Regions from separate parts of the Homo sapiens genome. Here all the other regions are linked to region 1. Evidence: chromatin contacts called from ENCODE Hi-C or POLR2A ChIA-PET data. All regions are on one chromosome and are shown on one strand. The core of a region is the stretch at or near the end of the contact, and the rest is flanking DNA. Distances in the headings are between cores, read along the strand shown.

The links. A loop is a pair of places that touch in the nucleus more often than their neighbours do. ChIA-PET counts read pairs that join two places held with the same protein, here RNA polymerase II (POLR2A). Pooled maps may share reads with other maps.
Region 2: a map of naive thymus-derived CD4-positive, alpha-beta T cell shows a loop between it and region 1 (15-fold over the local background). The contact joins the promoter of CASP7 here to the promoter of ACSL5 in region 1. A Hi-C loop is called at or near these places in 1 of 168 maps with a recorded cell type or tissue (naive thymus-derived CD4-positive, alpha-beta T cell), 6 of 37 single-sample maps with no recorded cell type and 11 of 50 pooled maps.
Region 3: a map with no recorded cell type shows a loop between it and region 1 (5-fold over the local background). The contact joins the enhancer-like site here to the promoter of ACSL5 in region 1. A Hi-C loop is called at or near these places in 1 of 168 maps with a recorded cell type or tissue (Right ventricle myocardium inferior), 1 of 37 single-sample maps with no recorded cell type and 7 of 50 pooled maps. POLR2A ChIA-PET finds 5 or more read pairs at or near these places in 1 of 52 experiments (activated CD4-positive, alpha-beta T cell).
Region 4: a map of naive thymus-derived CD4-positive, alpha-beta T cell shows a loop between it and region 1 (4-fold over the local background). The contact joins the promoter of CCDC186 here to the promoter of ACSL5 in region 1. A Hi-C loop is called at or near these places in 1 of 168 maps with a recorded cell type or tissue (naive thymus-derived CD4-positive, alpha-beta T cell) and 8 of 50 pooled maps. POLR2A ChIA-PET finds 5 or more read pairs at or near these places in 1 of 52 experiments (activated CD4-positive, alpha-beta memory T cell).
Region 5: a loop to region 1 is called in a map of naive thymus-derived CD4-positive, alpha-beta T cell, with 22 times the contacts of the local background. The contact joins the enhancer-like site here to the promoter of ACSL5 in region 1. A Hi-C loop is called at or near these places in 1 of 168 maps with a recorded cell type or tissue (naive thymus-derived CD4-positive, alpha-beta T cell) and 5 of 50 pooled maps. POLR2A ChIA-PET finds 5 or more read pairs at or near these places in 2 of 52 experiments (both T-cell).

What each region holds. Positions count from the first base shown.
Region 1 is chr10:112,372,666-112,375,365 of GRCh38, forward strand. It overlaps ACSL5 (acyl-CoA synthetase long chain family member 5), which reads left to right and starts at 1,451. Exons shown (of 21, transcript NM_203379.2): 1 at 1,451-1,604.
Region 2 is chr10:113,678,489-113,681,188 of GRCh38, forward strand. CASP7 (caspase 7) reads left to right here and starts at 1,424. Exons shown (of 7, transcript NM_001227.5): 1 at 1,424-1,490. RefSeq lists an enhancer at 2,010-2,299.
Region 3 is chr10:110,773,795-110,776,494 of GRCh38, forward strand. All of the region lies in intron 1 of RBM20 (RNA binding motif protein 20), which reads left to right. Among named protein-coding and RNA genes, the nearest start is that of PDCD4-AS1, 96 kb to the right of the region's middle. RefSeq lists enhancers at 689-1,888, 779-968. Within about 2 kb of position 1,302, at least 4 of the 41 ENCODE cell types and tissues checked have a DNase peak (open chromatin) inside an H3K27ac peak, as active enhancers do.
Region 4 is chr10:114,172,919-114,175,618 of GRCh38, forward strand. CCDC186 (coiled-coil domain containing 186) reads right to left here and starts at 1,285. Exons shown (of 16, transcript NM_018017.4): 1 at 1,097-1,285. It overlaps MIR2110 (microRNA 2110), which reads right to left and starts at 1,261; the gene lies at 1,187-1,261. It also overlaps a transcript of TDRD1 not described here. RefSeq lists enhancers at 967-1,495, 1,091-1,290 and a silencer at 1,351-1,620.
Region 5 is chr10:113,380,769-113,383,468 of GRCh38, forward strand. No RefSeq gene overlaps it. Among named protein-coding and RNA genes, the nearest start is that of HABP2, 170 kb to the right of the region's middle. RefSeq lists an enhancer at 685-1,884. Within about 2 kb of position 1,288, at least 9 of the 41 ENCODE cell types and tissues checked have a DNase peak (open chromatin) inside an H3K27ac peak, as active enhancers do.

The sequences.
Region 1 (2,700 bases), core at 201-2,700:
ATTCTGGTAGCTAAACATACACAGATCAATGGGGCAGCATAGGGGCCAAGGCACTGCAGGGGTTCTCATGACTCTGAGTCAGGTGCTGTCTTGACCGACTGGTTGTGTGATTCCAGAAGCCTTCTTTCACCTGAAAAGGCCTCACTGGCCTCACCTATACAGTAAGTTTGCACATCATCTCCAGGGTTTCTTTCATTTCTACCCACTGTTTTTGTTTAGTAATGATGCCTTGCAGTCCTAATGATCTTGGAATCAAGAATGGTGACTAGAGAACTTCAAAGTGGAAAGAGAGGCTGGGCATGGTGGCTCATGCCTATAATCCCAGCACTTCGGGAGGCCGAGGCAGGCAGATCACTTGAAGTCAGGAGTTCGAGACCAGCCTGGCCAACATGGTGAAACCCTGTCTCTGCTAAAAATACAAAAAAAAAAAAAAAAATTAGCCAGGCATTGTGGTGCATGCCTGTAATCCCAGCCACTCCAGAGGCTGAGGCAGGAGAATTGCTTGAACTCAGGAAGTGGAGGTTGCGGTGAGACTCCGTCTCAAAAAAAAAAAAAAAAAAAAAAAAGGAGAGAGTAGGATGGCTGAGCCATGACGCAGTAGCAATGCTTCTTTTTTTTTTTTTTTTTTTGAGACAGAGTCTCGCTGTGTCGCCCAGGCTGGAGTGCAGTGGCGCGATCTTGGCTCACTGCAAGCTCCACCTCCCGGGTTCACACCATTCTCCTGCCTCAGCCTCCCAAGTAGCTGGGACTACAGGGGCCCACCACCACGCCCGGCTAATTTTTTGTGTATTCAGTAGAGACGGGGTTTCACCGTGTTAGCCAGGAAGCAATGCTTCCTATTCTAGCGCCTTGCTAAACTATGTGTGCTGCAGACTGTGTTCGTGATTCCGAATCCTAAAAACAACCGTCCTAGGCTTGTCTCTCAGCCTAGACTCTAGACTGATTTGGCTCATTTGGTTGTCTTGGAGACGTTCTAATTCTGAAGGGGGCAGTGGTCCCTTCTAGAAGATAGCTGGTCTGCAAATGCACACCTCTGCTTAGTCTGAATCCTAAAGTTATAGCTTGAGCCAATTAAAGTGGCTTCTCATTTTTCTCTCACTCTGATCTCAAGGAGCCCTTTTTCTTCTAGTAATCTAGACCTTCCTCTTCCTATCACAGTCTCAAGGATTGTGCCCCCAAAGCAGATGCAAAGCCCTGTCTACCCCTTCTCCTTCCCCTGAGGTAGAGCTTTATCGAAGGTTTCTCTTGGTAAACGTTAGCTTTCTGAACTAAGGGCCGTCTTTTTTTTTTTTCCCGCTTAAGCCCATTGCATAACAATCTCTTGTTTTAATCTTTTGCCCAACACTGCTTTTCTTACTGTCAGAGGTTACTACAAGTGTTTGAACAGGTAACTTCTACCTTTGAACTTCTGTTGTGACAGATTCAAAGGTTCCAGGGGAGTGTGTTGGCCACTCTCAGGACAGTACACAGTAGCTTCGGGTGTGTCCCAGTCAGTCCTAGGAGCTGTGGAAAGAGTAGAAGTGCCTGAATGTGGTGCTGAATCAATACAGCCAGCTGTGAGGGGAGCACTTCCTGGACCCAGGAAGGGAGAGTCTTCTTCCAAGGTAAGCTGCAATGATACTACCTGCACTATATTGAATATATCTGTGAGATAGTAGGGAGGGGATTGGTGTGGGGAAAGAAAGTGGGATTTGTTATGCTCAACCTAAGGCTCTTTAATAACATGAAATTACATTTAGTTGAATAGTAATCTCAGCTGACTTGTGTGGGAGGCAAAGAAAAAAATCAGTTGGAAAAGGGGTGGAGATATATGAGCTATCCAAATGCTAGCAGGGGATGGAATTGGAAGGGAACACTGATTTTGGTAAGTGTACTAAAGCACACCAAGCCAGAATGTGGGTCTCCTTCATCTTCCATTAAGAAATTTCTGTCTCAGTGTAGTTAGAAGGATCGTGCGTCAGCTGCTGAGGGCAGAGAGTCCCATTTGGCAGACAGAGAGGAAGGGAATCAGCAGATATTCGATTAGGTGCTGGGGACTGTTCTGGGTAGATTATGTATGTTACTTCATTGGTGTATCTCATCCTATAAAGCAGGTGGTATCCTTCCCATTTCACAGAGGCATAGTGCGTCTCCAGGCTGTTAAACAGCATGGCCTAAGCTACATAGCTCCAAGGTGGTGTGGCTAGAATTTGAGACTTGATTGGTCAGTTTCCACAGCCTGCCCAATAATGCAGAATTGTTGTGGGTTGCCAAAGCTTTCAGTTACCCCCTGAAATCCTGAGGGTGTCACTCATGTGCACAGAGGATTGATAGGAATACAACTCTGATGGGCCTTTAGAATGACTCAACCTTCCTGAACTTGAGCATTTTTACTGGAGGAGGTCAATAAAAAAAAAAGAAATAAAACCTCATCTTCCCCTGGCCCTGAGCCCTTTGGTGAAGGAAGACAGCACCCGGTGAAGGGCTCAGAGGTATTAGTGTGGCTGAGATTCGACACCCACTCTGCCATCCTCTGCTCTCCTCTAGAGGAAGTTGCCTCTTGGGGAGCTGAGTTCCTGAAACTAAGCAAATGACAAGTGCTCCTCCAGCCGTGAGATGAGCCAGAGGATGGAATGCCACAGGCCCCACTTCGTCTCCCAGCCCTTCATCTTTCTTCCATGTCCAAAGGCGGCTCCCCAGAGGCCAAGGGCTCAGCTCTTG
Region 2 (2,700 bases), core at 174-2,673, 1.3 Mb after region 1:
CCTAAAAGTAAATACTGTGTCTCTGATATGAATAAAACTACAATTTCTTCTCAGATATTTTACACCTCAGTGTGATTGAGTTTAGTTGCTTCCCTGAGCCAGGGTGAAGAAAGACGTGTGTGTGTGTGTGTGTGTGTGTGTGTGTGTGTGTGTGTTGTGGGGTCAGGGTGAACTAGGTGCGTGTGTGTGTATGAATCCGTGTGTGTGGTGGGTTTCATGAACTAGAATCTGTGTGTTTGTGTGTGGGTGTGTTGGGTCGGGGTGAACTTGAATCCGTGTGTGTGTGTGTTGTGGGGTCAGGGTAAACTGGAATGCGTGTGTGTGTGTGTTGTGGGGTCAGGGTGAACTGGAATGCCTGTGTATGTCTTTTGTGGGGTCAGGGTGAACTGGAATGCCTGTGTATGTCTTTTGTGGGGTCAGGGTGAACGGGAATCCGTGTGTGTGTGTGTTTGGTCAGGGTGAACTGGATAACTGGAATCCGTGTGTGTGTGTGTGTGTTTTGTGGGGTCAGGGTGAACTGGAATCCGTGTGTCCGTGTGTGTGTGTGTGTGTGTGTGTGTGTGTGCGTATGCTGTGGGGTTGGGGTGAACTAGAATCCGTGGAAGTGCTCAGTCTCTCCCGTGTTTGACTGACTCCCGGCCGCATACCCAGTCCCTGACACACGGGGGCGCACAACAAATATTTCCCGAAAGATCCAGGAGCAGCATCTCCACCAGCAAGCTGGGCTGCTGGGTGGGTACTTCCTTCAAAGCTGAGGGAGCGTCCTACGCCCACGCGCGCAGGAGGGCGCCCCCCGCAAAGCAACGTCTAGGAGACCACAGTGGATGCCACAGCGGGCCCGAAGCGGATCAGCCTTGTGGGGTACGCATGCTAATGTAGGCGTGGAGTCCCCCAGGGGGACGCCAGCAGTTCCAGCTGGGATCCAGGTTTCGCTAGGGGAGAGCCTCTGGCTATGGGAAAGGGGTCTCCGAGTTGATGTGAAGGCCCAGGTCGAGGTGTACACTGGGGGCGGGGAAGTGGAGGTGACCACACGAGCGCCCCATCACTGAGCGCCGCCGCGAAATCTGCGCTCTTTGGGTCACTTGGAGCGCGGCCAGTTTGGCAGATTTGTTTTTTTCCCGGAACAACCCGCGGCGGCTCGGCTGTCCCGGGAAACTGCAAACTTTGCTGTGCGCGTTCTCCCGCGCGCGGGCTCAACTTTGTAGAGCGAGGGGCCAACTTGGCAGAGCGCGCGGCCAGCTTTGCAGAGAGCGCCCTCCAGGGACTATGCGTGCGGGGACACGGGTCGCTTTGGGCTCTTCCACCCCTGCGGAGCGCACTACCCCGAGCCAGGGGCGGTGCAAGCCCCGCCCGGCCCTACCCAGGGCGGCTCCTCCCTCCGCAGCGCCGAGACTTTTAGTTTCGCTTTCGCTAAAGGGGCCCCAGACCCTTGCTGCGGAGCGACGGAGAGAGACTGTGCCAGTCCCAGCCGCCCTACCGCCGTGGGAACGGTAACTGCAGCCCCCACCTCGGCCGGCGCCTCTCCAGCCCGCCGGCCGTGCGCGCCTTGCCTCCCTCCTTCCTGCCGGCTTCCTAGTTCCCCCCTGCGCCCCCAGCGTGGTCTAGGGGAGCCTGGTTGAGTGGGACTGAGTGGCCCCGACGGCCTGCGCTGAAACTTTGGGAAGAGGGCCCGTTCCGCTCTCTCCATCGCTTGCCTTGCTCAGCTTGTCCTCCCTTCCCTCCTAGCCGGGGGGCTAGGGGACACCTCGTACTATTCGAGATTTAGGAGAGGAGGGCTCGTGATCTGGCACAGCGGCTAACAGCGAGGGCTCCTTTGCCTGCGTTCCGGTCCCCACCCCTTGCCTGCCGGCGGTGGGACCTCAACCCTCTCTCTGTTAAATGGGAACCACGGTGATCCCCGCAGACTGTTGGCGGGGATGGACAGAGTTGATTATGGTACGCGTTTCGCGGCAGTGGCTCTGTCAAGTCTGAGTACACTGGAGCTGAGCGTCCTTGCTGCAGGGCTCTTAGAGGGACCTTGAGGAGGTGGAAACCAGGCAGGAGACATTTAGACGTGTGGAGTGTTAGGCTCCAGGTGACAGCTTTGCGGTTTATGGAGCAGTAAAATTACTTGTGGGTGATTGTGGGTGTATCATTTCCAGATCTTTATTCTTGAACTTCTGGGCTCCTGGGCTAGTTGACGTGGCCCTCCCTGTTGTCTCAACTTACAGGCTATTTCCTCCTTTTGGGTCTCGCCGGCCTGACCTTCACCCTTGGTACCGCCATTGCCTAGATTCACAGTCCACCTTCTGCCACCTGTAAACTGTGTGGCTTTGGACAGGTTACTTAACGTCTCTGAAGAAGCTAAAGTTTCTGCAATAGCAAAGTAAAGGCCCTGGTCTAGCAGTGCCATGAGCCTTGGGTGACGCAGCGGAGCGCTTGAGTGCCCAGCAGAGCCTCCCTTTCCCCCTCCCAGCTGCTAGAGGCAAGAGGGGGAGGTTTTCAGGTCTTCTCTGTGTGCCCTTTAGGAAGATTTTTATTTGGGCAAGAAGTGAGTCACAAATTGTATGATGTCACTTTTCAGGGGAAGCAGCTGCAGTCCATTTCCCCCTTCATGAAAGTAAAAAGTTCAGACAATAGCTGGGCAGTGACTTCTTACCCAGCTGTGTACCAGTTGCCCCAACATGTGGGCTCCTGTTCAACATGTTTAGAAATAATCAC
Region 3 (2,700 bases), core at 52-2,551, 1.6 Mb before region 1:
TTCTAAACCCACCAGCTGCCCCATTGTGACTGCATAGTCCCCTGGTTCTGAGACTGTGCTCTGCCTGATAAGCGACGTACGGAGCACAGTGGACTGAAAGCCCGGGGATCTGATACCAAACATGTTAGTTAAACTCATGTTTAACTAACCCAAACTCATGTTTAACTGGCCCAAAGGAAGTAGGCCCAGAAATGTGGTTTTTGGAGCTCCCTTTAATGAACGTGTAAACAGAGGATAGAATATTGGCCTTACAGTTTAAAAACCCTCCTTCAAGTCCCAGTCAAGTCCCTTATTCACTGGATGACCTCACACGGTTCATCTGATCTTTCTTGGTCTCAGTCTTCTTACTATAGACTGGAAATGGTCATATTTGACTTAGCTGTCCATATGGCTGTTCTGGAGATGAGACAGCTAATGAAGTGAGAACACTCATTAACACACCAACTGAAAAACACAAAACAAAAGAGAGATGATAGGATTATATTGCTGTTATGAATCATTCCAAGAGGTGTCATGGTGATATGAATCATCATATGGTAATGTCATGGCTAAGGCCCAAACACAGAATAGCAGCATTGACCCAGTAGTCTCGAAATTAGTCACAGAGGCCAAGCTAGTGAAGACCCAGCAGCCCTATTGTTATCAAGAAAGAGCACTATCCAAAAGGTGTGTGGCCTCATCTTCTCCTTGCAAAGAGAGAATTCATCTGGTATATGTTGATAGGCGTGTATCCGACCACAGCTACCTCCATCAGCCCTGAGGACAGAGGCAGCCTGCATTCCAGTCCCAGCTCTTCTCTGTCTCGGTGTGTGACTTAGGCGGTTTCACAGAGGACGCCAACTTCATTGGCTTTTGCGGTTTTTTGTTTGTTTGTTTTTTGTTGTTTTCTTTTTGTTTGTTTTGTTTTGTTTTTGTCTGTAGAATGAGTGAGTTAAACTAAATTGTCTGTAAGGCCTCAGCTCACTCTTAAAGTGTGATCACTAGCTAGAGTTTGAACTTTAGCCCCAATATGACTGTTGTGTTGTCATTGTCACCTTTGTAACCTGACATTCAGGAATGTCCCTCTCTAGTTCATATTCTGACCTAGCTTCTGAAAGCATTATAGCAGAGTTGAGAATTTTTGATCTAGGAAAGATAAATATTAAAAAGAAATTCCCACCAAAATACCATAAATAAGGAATGTTTTAAAGAAAAATGGTTCAGAAGGAAGGAAAACTATAATGTAGTTCTTGTTAGTTAAGTTGACATTAATCCTCTCTTTGCTTTAAGTCTCTCCTGTGTTGACACTAGCAGAATGTGTCATAAAGACATGGAAAGATCATAAATTCTCAACTCTGCTCTAAAGATCTGACCTTCAGCGTTGCATTTATTTGGCCACACCTTTATAGTGTGGTCATACCTAGAAAATATTTTCTTGCCTGGTCATCAGCCCTCTCACCTCGATTACTTTCTATATTTTAGCACAAAAGAAGAAATGGCGCATTCACCACTCAGCCAGTTGCACTGGAAGTGAATTTAAATTCCTGAACTGGTTATCTTGGAAGATATTGTGCTTATTGCAGATGTGGCCGGTGCATGAGTTTAGGCACTACCATGCTCTGGGCTGTGGTTCTTGGCTCCTGCTTCTGGATGGCTGGACATTACCAGGAGAGAGCCTGCTGATACATCTACGCACATTCACTCTACTGCACTTCAGCTGTGTCCTTGTTATTCCACAGCCCTTTAAGTCCTGGTTCACCAACCAGATGTTAAGACTCTCTTGGATCCCTCAAATCCCATCCCCATGCCTGCTGCCTCCTCTCTCAGCAGTTGCCCACTCCTTATCTTCTAATCCTCTTTTCTCCCTATGATGATGATAGTGACCCTGTAGCTCCAACTACTGGGTCCTCACAGTCAGTCCACTCCTGCAGAGGAAACTGGAGGGTGACCAGGAACCTTCAAGTCAATGTGGGCCACAGACAGGAACCGTCTTTAAAAGATGGTTAAATGCCCGTGGTTTACGTAGGTTGGCTTTCTTTAAGCAAATAAAGGAAATGCATTGCTTCATGTCCAGCAAAGTACAGGGTGGATTCAGGAGAAGCTGGCTCAAGGCATTCCTAGGAAGTCATCAAGGAGCTGCCTGTACCTCTGTCTTCAGGCCAGCATCTTCTGAGTTGGCTTTATTCTCAAGCAGGCTGTCATTAAGTGATGGCTTAACAACAATTTAGCAACCATGGCATGACAGAGAATCATGCCTGATAGCTCTAACAAAGTATCCGAGAGTGTTCCCCCATGAGCCAATCACTGTTGCCAGAGGGATGTGGTTCTTGGACTGGCCAGGTCTGAGACACGTTGCTTGGGCCCCTATTTGTGCAGAATTGGCCCCTGACTACATTCCCAGAGGGTCTTTGGATGTTTGGTCAGATGGTCTGTACTCTGGGGGGATCAATTCATACCAGCAAGGTCCAGTCAGCCCCTACACCTACCACCGCCTCTCTAGTGGAAGCCACTTTTGCATCTAATTGTCTTGGGAATTGTGTTGGTTTTCTATTGCTGCTGTAACAAATTGCCACAAATTTAATGGCTTATAATAACATACATGTATTATCTTACAGTTCTGGAGGCCATAAGTCCAAAACCAGCCTCACTGGACTACGGTCAAGGTGTTAGTTCCTTCTGGAGGCTCTAAGGGACAATCTGTTTCCTGGTCTTTTCTAGTTT
Region 4 (2,700 bases), core at 35-2,534, 1.8 Mb after region 1:
AAATATTAAGGTGTACTTGATAGTTGGGAAAGCCACACCCACAACTAGCATACCTAAATAGATAATAGCAGATTAATTTCTTCTGAATGACTACCAGCACACCTCTTGAAACCCTGATTTACTGAACACCTTAGAAGACAACACCCGGCCTATCGTTTTGGAAGAAAAAAAAGCTGGGCATCAAAGGAACATGACACACATGCAGAGAAAACGGCCAAGTACCTGGGACTGTACTGCGTATTTTTACTATATTCTCTCTTCTGATTTCCACAGGTAACAAGATTATCAAGTGAAAGAAGTAGGATTCTAATCCAGATGTTCTGACTCGAAATCCAGGACTTTTTCCTCTAAACAAAATCAAGATGGGAATATTAGGTGAAGTTGTTAAACTGTTAACAGCTAAGCAATACTCACACCTGCACTGTTTCCCAAGATTGCTACTTAGGGACACGTAGAAGGGTTTTTGTTTTGTTTTTGCCATTTTTCATTACTGATGGAGACATAAATCTGAAACCCCTTCCTTACCAACCAAGGTTTATGAAATGCCTTGACGTCCTTGAAAGACAACATAAAGAACAGTATCCACCACTCCAAAGAATCACTTCTAAGGAACTTAGAATCACAGTAATGGAAGTGTTTGGAAGAGGGTAACAAGTCTTCACAACAGTAAATATAAAACACCCACATACAGTCAACTTGAGACGAAAAACGAAATAGGCGATTGAGTCTAGGAAAGATTCTCGAGCAGGTAGGGCTTGGCTGCAGTTCACACGCAGCCCAGGCAATGGGCTCGAATTCAGACGCTCTCGAGGCACAGCCCCCACGACCCCCGCTGACCCCTCTTTGCCACCTCCAAGGTCCCGGAACCGAAGGAGGAAGGCAGGGAGAGGAAAGGGCTTGAAACCCGTTCCCCAGCCCTCCCCTTCCTCCGCGCCCTCAAAGGAGCCAGGCGGGGAGCCCGCTCGACCTCGACCTCCACCTCGCACTCGCCCTCGCCCCCGCCACGGAACGTGCAGGAAGGAGCGGAAGGCTGGCAGCCCCACCGCACCGCCACCGCGACTCACCGGTGTGCCCCGAGTACCCCTCAGACACTTACCCCACTTATCCAAGCCTCAGGCCACGCCCTAACAAGGCTGCTGGAGCTCTGGCTCAGGGGCCAACTTTTCCATAGCGGGGTCCAACCAGCCAAGAGTGGGAGGAAAAGACCGCGGTGAGAAACACAGCCGACGCCTCACTCAGCGGCCGTTTCCCCAAACCCCTGCGGAGCTGACACATCAACAAAGATGGCGGCGACACTGAAGCCGGCCCGGTTACAGCTGAGGGGGCGGGGGCTCCCTGGAGGAACCAATCAGCGCAGCGCGGGCGGGGTGACGCAGCACACCTTGAGGTCCTGGGTAACCTGTCTGCAGTGGGCTGGGCTGGCGGAGCTCACCTCCCACCTCCCGGCCCAGGAGGCCCCACCTTGCGGCCCGAGAGGCCCCGCCCCGCACTCCGCCTGGCTGGGCACCCACGCCTCCGCGACCTGGAGAGCCGGGTCTCCTGCCCTTTGGTCGGGTTCTTCCTTTCAAGCTCCTCCGGACCCACGCAGCCTGTTTCTTTCTGCAGGACGCTCTTGTTGGCTATTACTCCTCCTCACCCTTTGGCCTGCATGAGTCAGGGACATAAAGCAATAAAAGAGAATTTGAAATTGTGGCTTCCCGGCTCTCATGCGGAAACCTTGCACCTTACGTGGGCGGAGTCGGCTGGAGCAGGCTACGATGGGGGAGACCTCTGGGGGTTCCATAACAGCGCGTTCGTGTCTTCAGCGTGGCGCTGCTGCCATTGTTTAATAATAAACTGTCGGTGCCTTCGTCTCTGGCTTCAAGCTGAGCGCATTGATGGTAGGAAGTGTCCTCTCCCGGCTGAGTAACCTGGCACGCAGCATGGCAACAAAAAGTGTATTGGGTACAGTTGCCTCGCCCGGCCCAGAGAAGGAAGGTCAGCAGTTCAGTCTCTGGAGGTTTCGCAAACCTCCTCAGTCCGGGGAAACGATGTTCTTTGGTTTAGGTCTTACACATATCTCATGAATGAAAATAGCTGATGCAGACGATTCTGCAATGTAAGAATTTGTAAAGCAAAACTTACTACTGTTCTGTTAAGCGTCTTCGATACTGTTGGCAAAACACACACACGGAGGTGTAATGGCACCTCACTCCTCCTTAAATGAAGGTACTACACTGAAGCACATTTTGCAGTTAAAGTGTCTTGTCATAGAAAATAAATGATTTGACTTTAAAACAATAAATCGACCAAGCCTTCCTAGGGAGACATTAATCCAAGGGGAAAAAACTGAAGAAACCTTAAGCTGTTTTCGGTACTCGTCAGTAATAACATAGGTATTACTATTTCTGAATATTTCTGAATTTATAATTAGTATAAAGTATATAAATATATCTTTGTGAACCAAGTTTTTCACCATAAGAGAAAAGAAATACAAATATAAACCAAAGACATTATATTAAAATTCTGCAATCCTATATTTGAATTTACAAATATCAGAATTAACTCATGGTACATTTTTTTCGTGAAAAAAAAGGTGTGTCCACTGAAAACTCTTAGAACAGTGACCAACCCATTGCACACTCCTATTCCCCAGATTGTGATCTCTAAAGAGCATTGCCCAAAAAAAGTTACCTTGGCTTCTCTTGGAGGTTAAGTGCT
Region 5 (2,700 bases), core at 38-2,537, 1.0 Mb after region 1:
TTGTTGCAGCGAGTAATCACAAGGAAATTTCTAGTTGATTATGGAGACAATAGCATATCCCACTAGATACCAGGTGCTGTGTCTGGTGCTTTCCAAGTATAGATTCCTGAAAGCTTAACAGCCCATTGAAGTATGTAGACAGTATCATCCTAGTTTTAGCATATGAAGAAACTGAGGCACAGAGAGGTTGAGTAACTGGAAGTAACAGAGCTGATGGAGTTCAACTTCTCTGACTCCAGTGCTCATGCCCTGAAGCCACCCACGCTGCCTCCATACTGGCGGATTATGAGATAATGCATTGCCTGGTCAATAACTCTCCTATTCACTGGGGTGGTTGCATTGTGAAATACACCCCATGTCTTGGGATCCCTCGAAATCTTTGGTCATTAAGGGGTTTGAATTTCTCTGTTCAAAGATTTGCCTGACTGCAGGCCTTAAGGTACAATGTGAACAGAAAAGGTGAGAGCACTTGGGGGAAGGATCATGATCACAGAGTCAACCTCCTCTGACAGGTGAGCCAAGGAGACCACCCACAAATCCCTTTGCAGGGATCACTTTACTATTTTGCTATTTCGGTTGCTGTTAACTGACAATCAAGCAAAGGCTGCTCAGCCAATGCTTCGAACTGGCTGGGAGATAGTCAAATAGTCATTTTAAGCACGTTATTCTAGACCTCTCAGAGTCCCAAGAAACCTATCCTGATGCCATAAGAAAATATGTAGTCCTGTATACTTTGTCCCTCCCCTCCTCGTAGTGATAAATACACAACCTGCAGCAGTGAAAGTTGGAATGCTTCCCTCCACGTGGAGCTGCATCAGCTGCAGGTGGGGCTGGTGCCTGATCCCAAGCTGGCTTGTGTTAGCCTGTGGCCATGTCCTCGCCCATGACTATGAACCGTAGGGGAGTGGGGGGCTGGATCAGTCATTGGTCTTCAGTTCACCCCCTTTTCATTTTAACGTCTGTCTCAGACCATTTGAACACATGTTTAGGAAAAATTGCCTCTCCCTTTCCAAACTGATCCTGATGGATACTGATGTTTTTATGATTATTAATAAAATCTTCAAGACAGAATTTTATGGGCACACAGAGACTCTAAAAAGTCATTCTTTGACTTGAAAAATTGTATATGGTAAGGATGCTGGAGGAAATTTTTAATAAGAATGTTCAAGTGGAAAGTCAGGGTGCAAAAGACAGAATTGTAAGAATCTGCTGCGGTTCCTTTCACCATTGAATTTGCTTCCTGCAAAGGCCTTCACGGTATGTGTTTCCTCAAGATAGCACACCCCCAGGAAGTGTCTTCGATGTGAGTAATGGTTTCAGTTTCGGTGGGCAGCCAGAAGTCTCTTTGGGAAAATATGTCGTTAAATATTCTTTGGTTTGTTTTTTATGATCGGCTTTGCTTTCTGCCCCCTTCCTCTGTCCTTCCCTCCCTTACTTCAATTCTGTCAACATCCTCTTTGAAGTTTCATGGATCTGTTCACCGAAATTGGGTAAAATCAAAGAGACTTAAAAAGAAACCCCAATTCCTTTTTAACCTCCAAGTGAGAATGGGTTGAAAAATGAGACACACTCGAGGGGCATGATGAGTTAAACACTGATGTGTCTCATCCTCAGAGAACAGGAAGGGCAGATCACCCGACATCTGGTTAGAAGTCAGCTTCATAATTCATGCAGATATTGTGAAGAAAATTCCTCAGTGAAGCCTGGAAAAATTTAGCTTTGCTCAATGCAAGGGAATAAATCAGCATTGTTTCCGCGTGCAGCCCTTGTTTTAGAAAGCAAGGGTAGCTGTAAGCAATACTGAGTCCCACCTGTGAATGTCCTCTTTCTCTGCCACCCCTACCTCCTCCACCTTCTCCTTTCCTCCTAGTTTTGGGAGTCCTGTAAAATCCTGTATTTACACTGGGATACTGGAAAACTTGGTCATTACCAGCACATAATGACAGGTTGGTTAATTAATGGTGTGCATTCAAAAATGGGAGTAGGACAAACAAGACAGCTAATTTTGATAATGAACAGATTCGAAGCAACCAGATGACAGTGTTCTCTGTATATAGTTCCACACCAGCCATGTTTTTGTTTGGATTCTGTGTTAATTTTAGAAACTGTAAAACACAACATGCCAAATTGGTTGATTGAAATAGTGCTACTTCCCAGAGGCTAACAATCTGTTGTCTCTTGCAAGAGGCAAGAGGTTGCAGCATAAGTGCTTACTTGGTTATAGGCAAGAGCCTCCACGCAAACCGGGGAATTGAGACAGTTGTCCAGGAAATTCAGTGCCTCAGTTAACTGGCTGCTTTGAGTATTTTGATTCTGCTTGATGCCTGTCTGCGTATTCCTTCATTCATTTGTTTATGCTGCCATTCATTACATATTGGTTCAACTCTCTTTGCCAGTATAGACCCAGATTATATTTTGATCGGGAACATTGTCTTTTTAGTCAAAGTTACAAAGAGTATTTTCCCTAAAGACCAGTCAAGGAAGCTGGCCATTTCAAGTAATCTACAAATATTTATTCCTGAAGGAATACTAACTTTTTAGGGACCTTTTAAACCCAACAAAATCTAGTTGCTGGGTTTAAAATGAATAGAAGGAAGGACGGAAGGAAAGAGAGAAGGAAGGAAAGAAGGGAGATGGATTGGTTTGTGATTTTTAATTCAGACAAACTTTGAAGAAACACCCTTTCTTTAAATAATAAAT